Linked DNA regions of Homo sapiens: region 1 is linked to region 2. A link is a contact called in ENCODE Hi-C or POLR2A ChIA-PET data. All regions are on one chromosome and are shown on one strand. Each heading gives the region's core, a stretch centred on a gene start or an enhancer-like site at or near the end of the contact. The rest is flanking DNA. Distances are from core to core; before and after follow the strand shown. Region 1 overlaps LINC01307 (long intergenic non-protein coding RNA 1307). Region 2 has its middle 42 kb from the start of S1PR1.

Region 1 (5,449 bases), core at 453-2,952, 60 kb after region 2:
ATAGCAGAGTCAAAGCAGTAGTCAGAACAGTCTGATTTGCACACACCTATGACACTGGCGAGTAATCATGGCATTCCTAGAAGTGAAACAGATAGGAAGCCTACTAAATTCTTTGTTGATTTGTGTAAGCAGAAAACTTCTAGGTCTTGTAAACAAAAGTCTAACTCAAATTGCAGAAACAAAGAATCATGGCCCTTCGGTCGGTTGCCAAACTTGAGCAAGTTTACAGACCCAGAAGCCATTGAATAAAGGGGAGATTGAGTCCCCTCCAGAAAGGCCCTTGGTACACTACTACAAATTTAGACTGTTAATCTTTCTCCCAGCCTCTCCCAAAGGCACCTATGGCCTTTTATTAGGGTAACTGTGTGTTGGGAAAAGGAAATAATCAGAATTTTGGGGACTACTGGACACTGGCTCTGAACTGACATTGATTTCAGGAGACCCAAAACATCACTGTGTCCCTCCAGTCACAGGAGAGGTTTATGGGGCTCAGGTGATCAATGGAGTTTTAGCTCAGGTCAGTCTCACAGTGGGTCCAGTGGGTCCCTGAGCCCATCCGGTGGTTATTTCCCCAGTGCCAGATGCACAATTAGAATAAACATACCTAGTAGTTGGCAAAATCCCCACATTGGGTCTCACCTGTTATGATGGGAAAGGCCAAATGGAAGCCATTATAACTATTTCTATCTGGGAAAATAGTAAATTAAAAACAATACCACATTCTTGGAGGCACTGCTGACATTAGTGCCACCAACAAGAACTTAAATGATGTAGCAGTGCTAATCCCCACAACATTCCCATTCAATTATGCTATTTGGCCTGTGCAGAAGACAGATGAATCTTGGAGAATGACAGTGGATTACTGTAAACTATACCAAGTTATGACTCCAATTGAAGCTGTTATACCAGATGTGGTTTCATTGACTGAACAAATTAACACATCGTGGTACTTGTTATATAGCTGTTAATCTGACAATTGCTTTTTCCTCCATGTCTGTCCATAGGCCCACCAGAAACAGTTTGCTTTCAGCTAGCAAGGCCAGCAATACACCTTCTACCTCATGGGTATGTAAACAGGTAAACAGTTCAGTCCTAAGTTGTAACTTAGTTTGCAGGGATCTTGATTGCCCATTGCCCTTCCCTTCAGTAAGATACCACACTGCTCCATTACATTGATGACATTAAGCTGACTGGACCTAGTGAGCAAGAAGTAGCAGCTACTTTACACTTATTGATGAGAAATTTGCATGTCAGAAGTGGGAAATAAATATGACTAAAATTCAGGGACCCTCCTGAAATTGCCTTTGCAAAAATTATAACAGTGAGAAAAATCTGACATAAGAAATTATGACACTGGAAAAAATAGGACCTACCCAACTCCATCTTGCTTCTAACTTCCAAGCTATCCTTGTTCATCTGGGGCATAGGCCAGATGAACTATTAGAATAGTTTAGTTTGTAGTTTAACTTTGAAACAAAGATGATGACAGCCCCTTCCTAAAACAAACCCCCTCCTTGCCTGGGGACCAGACTGCCTTTGTAAAACTCACAAATTAGCCACAAGATTAGAAAATGTGGCTCCGCAGTTATGCAGCCGGAGGCCACAAGATTTCTAACCTTCTCAAATTTTCCTATAGATAACATCACTATCATAAAACCCAAGATGGGTGTTTGAAGTATTTTTCAGACCCTGAATTCTGATAGACGAGCTAGCACCACCCAGACTAGTAAACTGGCTCATCTGGTCCTGTGGCTTCTACCCAGGATCTGACTCAGTGCAAGAAGACAAGCTCTGACTCCCTGTGATTTCCTCCCTAACCCGACCAGTTAGCATTCCCCATTCTTCAGCCCCCTGCCTGCCAAAGTATCTCTAAAAAACTTTAGCCTCCAAATTTTCAGGGCTTCTGAAACTCCTGTCCTTCTGCTTACCTGGCTCTGTGTGTGTTAAACTCTTTCTTTACTGCAATGCCACTGTCTTGGCAAGTTGGCTGTATCTGTGCAGTGGTCAGTAAGAACTCATCGGGTGATTATATTCTACCTCAGTGAAATTTAGGGGTCCAATGGTGTAGGGCATGTCAAGATATTTTTTCTGAGGTGAAGAATAAATTGCATCTGGCCTCCCAGTGCTAGATTTTTTTGCATCTGCAATTGTTGGCTGCAGAGATTAATGGTTGGTGTCATTCTCTGAGAACAACTGTCCTGAAAAAAGTTGGGGATAGACAAGGGTGGAAGGGAGATTGAACCTCTTATTATTTTGTGAAACATAACCATAAATTGTTCCTTGTAATTGGAGAGAGTGTTCTAATTTGGGGGCCTGGGGCTATAGGTTGTCTGAGTGACAAGGTCTCACACCAGAAATCAACTTAGGGTAACATTAGTCAGGCTATAAATGTAACATTCAAATAATTAACATGAATAAAACAAGAAGAACACTTGGCTCACATTTAAATTTTCGCTTAAATGTCCAGTAGAAATGCCTACTTGGTTCTTATTGATTTTTAAAATGAGTTTGGTAGTGTTTATCAAGGCTATTTAGTTCAATGAATCTACCACTTAACTTTCTACAGCATAACAAAGGGGGTATAATTAAGTGTTCATGCAGAGACTGGCTTACCCAATTTGACATGGAATCAGTACAGTTGGAGCTCCAGCAAACTCTGGGTGACTGACAACACATGAATTAAGTAATTACTTTCAGTATCTCTACTTTGCAATTACCTTGAAATTTGAAAGTGGATAATTAATTCCTAATTCCTTAGTCAATATAAAAAAAAAAAACCTCAGAATTTGAGCTAGGCTAAGCCCGGCAGTCTTATTCTGAACCTTTCCAAATGTTTCAGTTAACCCGTCATATGCCAAGTGACTTGGCTCAAATAAAGTGTAAAGTATTTTTAAGATTATTACTAAGATCCTGCATTTAAACTTAGGTTTTTATTTTTAATTAATTTCAGTCCACCAAAATTTTGAAAACAGTGGAATAAATGTTTATTTGAATTCCACTGGTTTATCTCAGATGGATTTGTCTCTGGGCATAGACAGATGGGTCTATGTGCATTCAATGTATATGAAAGAACGATCTTTGTTTTGACCTCATAACCTAGTTAAGCCCCAATTCTTATGCACCATGAGTAGTTTATGACCCAAAATATCCACAGATATGGCTTTGTGGAGGGACAAAGCCAGATTCCAGGAAATCACAGCAGTGCATCGTACAGAATGTTTGAGCTCAAGGAAAGATGGTGCATGCGAAGTCATGCTTCCTGCTCAGATGCTGCTACCCACAGTGATCTGTAGATTTTAACTGAGGGCGAGGGGACAAAAATGCAAATGTTCTTTGTAATATGGGCTATATCAAATTTAAGATGAGTCTGTGAGAAGTTGATTGTTAAATAAAAGCTATCAAATAAAAATCAGCCGTAATGTGAAAGCATTTTCTATGATGCTCTTCACTTAGAAATTTAGTAATAGAGGGGGATCTGGTATATTGTATAATACATTTTAGATATATTTAGCTGGAATTAACAAGGACTGTCAGTAACATTGCATACAGAATGCTTGAAATATCTAGGCAAAAAATGGTACAATTCATTTGGAAGAAAATGCATCACTACTCTGACATTAATTACTAATTTCCAGGTTCCAATTTTTAGTCTATGTGCTGCCTGTCAGTGCAAGCCCCTAATTTCCCAGTTGCTTAATGTAGCACTAATAATTTTTAACTTGCAATATACTCAGGTAATTTTATGTTAAAGTAAATAATCTCTTGAGTGTAAACTACTTCGCATGCACTGATTCTTTATTAAAATCCTCAATTTTACCTCTCTGTCTGTCCTTTTTTTCCTTTTTCCTTCCTTTCTTCTTTCTTGCCTTCCCTTTCTATCCATTCTTTGTGTCCCTCATCCATTTTTTTCCCTGCGGGTTTCATAAATAAATAAAATCTCAACTAGATAATAAATTCATATTTCCAACAGGTACTTACTCTTCAATAAACAAAGTTGAGAGGGTGGGTGTGGTAAAAGATAGCAATCAGGAACCTGTTTCTACCTGGTTCCCAGGTTTATGGAACCCCTGCGGAGGGAGAAAGCTCCAATAATGGCTAATATTGTACTTGCCCATCTTGGTGAAATAGAGCTGGATTTCATTTGACTTTTTAAAAAATTTCGTTTTTTGTAAGTCCTTTATTAGGAGACAATTTTATGTTTTGTATACATACACAAAACAAAACCCCGCAGAGCCTTGGAATATCTAAAAACTTCTAATTTGTCCCTTCTCATTAATAAGACTTACTTTATAATTTGAGACTGACAACACTCCGTACTACCAGATGATATAAGACATGACTTCTGTTGACAGTGTGATTTCTCCTTGATGTTGGCTGGGACTCCCTTAGTGAATACTAACGTTATGCTTAGCTCAGAAAACGTAAATCGTTTAAGTATAACAGTCTTTTGCCTTTTTTTTTTTTTTAGTAGGAAAAGGATTATCAGTTTTATTTAATTGGTTTCACTGTCTTCAAATCATTGTTGGCTCTTAGCATATATTTAACTATGATTTTGAAGAAGGAAGTTGTAAGACAGAGGAGGGGAGTTAGGTGGCTTCTTATTATTCCAGAAAGATCAGTTTCTATCAGAAATGGACTTGCTTTGGCTTTCAGATATTTTGTAATCATTTATCCTCTTGAAATTTAAATAGATTATGTTAGAGACAGAGGACCTGAGTATTAAATTTAGATTGGAAAGGAACTAGCACAATTAAGAGAGCTATGCCTGGAATATGCAAAAGAAACAGGTATAATAGAAGAAGATCAACACCCAAATGGAAATTCTACAGTGAGTTATCCGGAACCTACAGTGATCCTTCAAAAATGATTTTATTTGTTCAAGCAACTTCTTAGACAATTTGATGACAGGCATGTGTCAAAGTTCAATTTCAAACTTTGGTAAGAGAAGATGCTTTTGAAAAAGCCAACTCAAAGACTCCTGCTTAATAGAGATATTTTACATGAATGTTTAAGTAAGGACCTTAAGACTGTCAGGCCGTCACGAGACCCACAGTCAGGTAGGTGGGTGATGAATTTCTTTTTCAGAAAGAATTTCTAATTTCAATAAAGTGTACCAGAAAGTTGTTTAAGTAAGCATTTTATCAGGGATTCTCTGTAATTCTCAAAAGAGGTTGTGAATTTTATCTCATTAAATCCAGGTTTGGTACAATTTTCTTCCTCATATCAGTTCTTTGCTTGTAACCCTCAAATTGCTTCCCATAACACTGAGAATAAAATTCAATTTTTTTTTTTTGAGACGGAGTTTTGTTCTTGTTGTCCAGGCTGGAGTGCAATGGGGCTGTCTCCGCTCACTGCAACCTCTGCCTCCCGGGTTCAAGTGATTCTCCTGCCTCAGCCTCCTGAATACCTGGGATTACAGGTGCCCACCACCACACCTGGCTAGTTTTTT
Region 2 (6,003 bases), core at 1,324-3,823:
TGGGTCCACTTACATGTTTTATTTTTTTCAATAGAAGTTACACCAAGGAAGTGCCTTCCTCTCCTGCCTCCCCTTCCACCTCCTCCACCTTCTCCACCTCTGCTACCTCTGAGACAGCAAGGCCAACCCCTCATCTTCGTCTCCTCCTCAGCCTACTTATGAAGACAATGAGGGATGAAGACCTTTATGATGGTTGACTTCTACTTAATGAATAGAATAGTAAATATATTTATCTTCATTATGACTTTCTTAATAACATTTTCTTTTCTTTATTTCTTTATTGTAAGAATACATATATAATCCATATAACATACAAAATATCTTTTTCTTTTTTCTAGTGGTGGTGATATACATGGATTTTTGACTGTGCAGAGGGTCGGCGTCCCTAGATCCTGAGTTGTTCAAGGGTCAATTGTACATAATAATTTAACTTTTGCAAAACAAAGATAAAAGAATGCCACATATGTGTATGCACATAAATCTTATGTCTGCCTATTTAGAATTCTGTGGTCGGAAACATATGGCGTTCCTGACATAAATTACCTTAAGGAGGAGCAGTTGCTGATGTAGTGGAGCGGGAGAAAGAGGAAGAAAGAGAAAGAACAATGCAGAAAGGCTTCACTGAAAGAAAAGCATGCTTTTGATATTACATTTCTGTACGTCTGCAAAACAAATTTATGTTGTTATGTTTGTAAAGACATCTATTAATTATGTTTATTAATGTATTTTGTAAGCATGTTTATTACTAGATACCAAGCAGTATTCTACGTGGTTTCAAATAGCAATTAATTTAATCATTCCAACAGCCCTCTGAGGCAGGTTTGGTTAGTGTCTGTATTTCCAAGATAAGGAAACTGAGGCACAGAAGAGGTTGTCACAGTTACAGAGTTGGTAAGCAGCAAGTCAGGGATTTGAGTGCAGGCATTATCGGTCCAGAGTCTATCTTCTTAACTACTGCATTATGCCCCTTCTCTTTTTAATAAAAAGTAAACCAGCCATCTCCACTCTCCACTGCTTTACTCTATCCCGTAGCTTGCCATTGCACTTGGAAGCCAGTTCTAACTCCTCTGGTGGACTTTAAGGCCCCGTGACATCCAGCCTCTGCCAAGCTCTCTAGACACCCAGCCTCACTGACCTCTGTCTCTTCTTTGATTTGCCTGTTCTGCATCTTGTTCCCTTGCCTTTTTCTCAGGTCACCTTATAACTGGCTCTGTCACATCCTTCAGATCTCAGTGTAATGTCCCTTCCTTGAGGGGGCTTCCCTAACCACCTATCTAAGTAAGTCTCCTTACACCTCTCCTTTCTTTCTCTTTTTTTCTTTTTCTTTTGAGACGGAGTCTTGCTCTGTCACCCAGGCTGGAGTGCAGTGGCACGATCTCGGCTCACTGCAACCTCCACCTCCTGGGCTTAAGTGATCCTTGAGCCTTAGCCGCCTGAGTAGCAGGGATGACAGGCATGCAACGCCACGCCCAGCTATTTTTTTATTTTTTGTAGAGACAGGGTTTCGCTATGTTGCTTAGGCTGGTCTCAAACTCTTGAACTCAAGTGACCTGCCCACCTCAGCCTCCCAAAGTGTTGGGATTACAGGCATGAGCCACCACACCCGGCCTCCCCTATACCTATCATAACAAACTCTTCGTCTTCTTCATACTACTGAATGCAGCCTGTACTTATTTGTGTTATTTGCTTACTGTGTATCTATCTCCTCTGTGCAGTATAAGCCCCAGGGGGCAGGGTCTTTTTAAGTCTTGGCCTCCATTGTATCCCCAGCACTTGCCACAGGGCTTGGTTAATAGCGGGTACAGAAGAAATTTTTTTAAAATAAATAAATACATGAATGAAAGGCAATACTGAAAGGTGAGGAAGGGTTTGGTTCTGAAATCAGACAGACCAGAGTTTGACTCAATCCTCTAAGATTGGCAGACTTGTGAAACCTCTTGAAACATGTATTGTCATCTGTGAAAGGGAGATAATAATAGTATGTACCCCATAGAGTTGTTGCGAGGATTAAATGAGATAAATTATCTACCATGCACATCGTAACCCCTAATGCATCATAGCTGCTATTATTACAGCCATCAGTATCATCATGCTGAGGCTGCTTCACAGGCCATTGTCCAGCCCGTGGGGTGACAGAGCTTGGATCAGATCCTATCACTTTTCCAATCAGCTTAGGCTTGGCAGGTAGGATTTGGGGAATAACTTCTAGCTAAGCCTGTGTGTGGAGCAGGCACATGATTGTCATGCCCGTAATAGTGTTGAAAACCAGGAACATTTTCTAGAGAGCCACTTTCTCCTCCTCCCTTGTTTTTCCTAGCCTTCTTTCAGTTCCCTTCCCTTTCTTGGTATTGCTTTTAATACAGCCTGAATTAAGCCAGTCCTCTGCTTAGCTCCCTTTCTGCCATTGGAAAGCATCTTTGGGAGTGTAAGGGATTCTGTTCCTTCAGTTGATAGAGCATGCTTCACAGAGACAGGTATTTGAGGTTGTGTTAAGTTAGGTTAACCAGACTTTGAAGGAAACACACAGTAGCTTAATCATAGCACAGAGATGATAACCTCATGGTTTTCTCTTCTTCCTGGGTCTCAGGAAGCGACGGCTACTCCACCCTTCCCAGTGGTTGCTGGCAGAAAACATTGATGTCGATTAGTATATAGGGTATATACAGAGAGTGATGGAAAAGAAAATGCAAATAGGAGCTAAGATATTTTCACAGTGGAAAACAATTGGAAACTGGAAAATAAGAGAGGATGGCCTCAGGAGGTCTTGAATGCCTTATGTTTATTCAAGGTGAGGGGCAGAAGCTATTGGTTCTCTCGAGATTAGCCAGAGAAGACTTCCTGGAAAAGTACCGAATTATCCAGTTGGCCATGGGTGCCAACTCCTAAAGACTTCCTGCCTCCTGCTTTTTTGAACTTATTTTGTAGTTGTCTGAGCATATTGTCTTGTATATGTGATGCTGTCCTCTTTTCCAGGAATGACTTTTCTATTCTGTATTCCCTTAACTGCCTTAGGAACTCCTGTAACTTTTCTGCGACTAGCCTCAGTACCTAGCACAGTGCCTGACACATTATAGTCATTTCCTAAATGTTTGCTGAATGAATGATGGATATCCAGAAAGAAAAAAAAGTTAAATGTTGGGTGCATACAAATCTCTGGAATTAACTATCCCGAAAGATGTGGGTGTGTTGGCTCACACCTGTAATCCCAGTGCTTTAGGAAGCTGTGGTGGGAGGATTGCTTGAGGCCAGGACTTCCAGACCAGCTTGGGCAACAGCTAGACCTTGTCTTTACAAACTATAAAACAATTAGCTGGGCTTGGTGGCATGCACCTGTAATCCCAGATACTCGGGGGGCTGAAAGAGGAAGGATTATTTGAGCCCAAGAGTTTGAGGCTGCAATGAACTATGATTGTGCTACTGCACTCTAGCCTGTGCAACAGAGAAGACTCTATCTCTTAAAAAAATTATCCCAGAAGATTATATAAGTTAACTAAGGAAATATGTCAAAAGAAAGGCTAGACATAGTCTTGGGGGATAGTGGCATCCTGGGTGACAGAGGAGAGCTTGAGTTGGCAGGGGTTTGAGGGGATAGGAAACTGGAGGTTGTGTCCTGCACAGAGAGTCTGGTAGAGGGAAAGTAAACAAGCTCTGATATCCAGAACTCCTTTTACTAGCTTAAGCTAAGTAAAGGTTAAGCTTAGGTTAAGCTGTACTCATCATTCAGTGGTGGCTGAAAGTGGCACCTGAAGAAGCTCTTGGGCTTGCCTCAGAGGGACATCTTTAAAAGGAGCACCAATTGTTATCTTTTCTGAGATGGTTTCAGTGAAGTCAAGGTTGAATGGAAGGACGTATACTGACCACTAAATCTCTTACAACTCTTTGTTTTTATCTGATGGTAGGATTTAAAATTTACATGTACTGAATATTCATATATGCAGTCAGTCTTAGATTATCCCAGGGCAGAGTGCATATATTGATTGGGTTAGTGGCCCATCACAATCATTTTTGATTTCAAGCTCTTGCTAAGATAATTACAGACTCTGTAATTAATCCCTTTGTTGAAATTATTACTGTCAGTGATTATTCTGACATGGAGTTAATGCAAGGATGCTTTTCTCTTGCAAAGCAGTGTTTCCCTTCTCCTTTCCACTGATTGGCATTTCAAGAAGAAAGAAGGCAAGCAACACCTTTATGTATTAGTCTGAAGAGACTGCTGTTTAGGAGAAGCACATGGCACAGTGGAAAGGAGACAGACTAGGTGTCTGTCATTCATTTAACAGTTATTGAGCTCAATAACTCAATAACTGTTAAATAATATTAGCAATAATAACTATTGAGTTCAATAACTCAATAAGTGTAATAAGTACAGGCTAGGTGCCTTAGGTTCAAATCCTAGCTCAGTCATTTACTAGCTATGTGACCTAGGGTGACTGACCATCCCAGTTTGCCCAGGACTGTCCTGGTTTTAGCACTGAAAGTCCTGCAGTCTGGGAACTCCCTCAATCCTGGACAAACTGGGACAGTTGATCGCCCCAGTTAGTCACTTGCACTTATCTATAAAATACGGAAATTTCTTATTTTTTGTATCGTGAGTTTGGTGTGAGGGTCAAATGAGATAATGTGAAAGAATTTTGTAAATTATAAACTGCTATATAGACATAAAATACATTCCGCTTGTCTTGTTTTCTTGTCTCAGGTACATGTAGCAAAAAGCTTGGCTATAGAACTGAATTTGACACTAGGGCTAAGGCAGGCACTGAGGGATGGGGGACCCCTGGACTCCTCAGGCTCTGGGAAAGTTTCCATCTGACTGCAAAGTTTGGGGCCTGAGGGGACAGCATATTGCATCAGAATCCAGCAGGCAAATTGTAAAGAGATCCATACAAGCTGGCAGTGGGCTTCTGGTATGTTCTCAAAGCACAGTTGTCTGCAAGTAGGCACCAGGGCAATAGCCATAGGCCTGACAGCTTAGGAATCTCTTTGGGAGGGGATTGGCAAGAGCAGCCCAGGTGTTCTAGCAGAGGGACCTGGAGTATTGGGACAATACCTATAACAGCATGAACAGGACCAAAACAGGCACCAAGGCAGAGCCCTGTTACCAGACCAAGACCCAAGGCTGAGGATGGATCCTTAGTCAAGATGACTCAAAGCTGGGCCCCAGAATGTGAGGCTGAGGATGGAGGTAGGAAGAAGTGTCTGTGAGAGGAAGATGGGGTAAGAAAAGTAGATTTTACAACTCGGCTGCAGACAGACCTTAGCTGCACGGTTTTACTATCTTTTTACAGTTTGATATTCCAGAAGAGCTGATTACACACTCCCAACTCTGTGTTTGTATCACTTTTTAAAAACTGTCTTCTCATTACTTTTCTGTTTATTTTAAAAATGATATTCAGCACATTTTTTTTCAAAGAATTCACACCATGTGCCACATCTGGGGAACAGTGAACAAACACCTCCCATGTGCTAGGTCATGAGCTCACATCGCTGTGAGGCAGGTATTATTTCTCCCATTTTATACGCAGGGAAATAAGGTTCAGAGAAGTCAGCTAACTAACATAAGTTTACCCAGTAAGTCATGAAGTTAGGATTTGAACTCAGTTCTGACTTATGCAAAAACCTACGGTCATTCCATTCAGGGATCCAGCTTCTCAGTTGGAGTCCTCAAAGAATGAGTGAGATAATGCATCACTCATTCAGGTTATCACCCTGTCCACAGTTGGGTTACTTGTTTTTCTTATAAGCATGTATTGTCTCCCTCATTTACCGAACCCACCATGATTATAAACTTCTCATTTGGATCCAAATCATCATCAATCCAGAAAGTCCTTGGAGTCAGTGCCACTTACAGTGCTGGTCTGCAGACTGTTACCGTTTCACAAAGATAAGGGACTTGGGCCAGAATGTAAATCAAATACTTCACTAAGCACACTGTGTAGTATGACTGACTTATTTTCCCCCCTAAAGCAAGACTTTTTATGATGAAGCAATAAGTGCCTGCCTTGA

Evidence for each region. A loop is a pair of places that touch in the nucleus more often than their neighbours do. ChIA-PET counts read pairs that join two places held with the same protein, here RNA polymerase II (POLR2A).
Region 1: a loop to region 2 is called in a map of natural killer cell, with 1.9 times the contacts of the local background. The contact joins two enhancer-like sites. A Hi-C loop is called at or near these places in 1 of 168 maps with a recorded cell type or tissue (natural killer cell). POLR2A ChIA-PET finds 5 or more read pairs at or near these places in 6 of 52 experiments (HEK293T, T-cell, activated B cell and 3 more).

Annotation. Positions count from the first base shown.
Region 1 is chr1:101,337,234-101,342,682 of GRCh38, forward strand. The region is part of intron 1 of LINC01307 (long intergenic non-protein coding RNA 1307); the gene reads left to right. Among named protein-coding and RNA genes, the nearest start is that of LINC01307, 16 kb to the left of the region's middle. Within about 2 kb of position 1,703, at least 2 of the 41 ENCODE cell types and tissues checked have a DNase peak (open chromatin) inside an H3K27ac peak, as active enhancers do; they include natural killer cell, where a contact is called at or near this core.
Region 2 is chr1:101,276,483-101,282,485 of GRCh38, forward strand. No RefSeq gene overlaps it. Among named protein-coding and RNA genes, the nearest start is that of S1PR1, 42 kb to the left of the region's middle. Within about 2 kb of position 2,574, at least 3 of the 41 ENCODE cell types and tissues checked have a DNase peak (open chromatin) inside an H3K27ac peak, as active enhancers do; they include natural killer cell, where a contact is called at or near this core.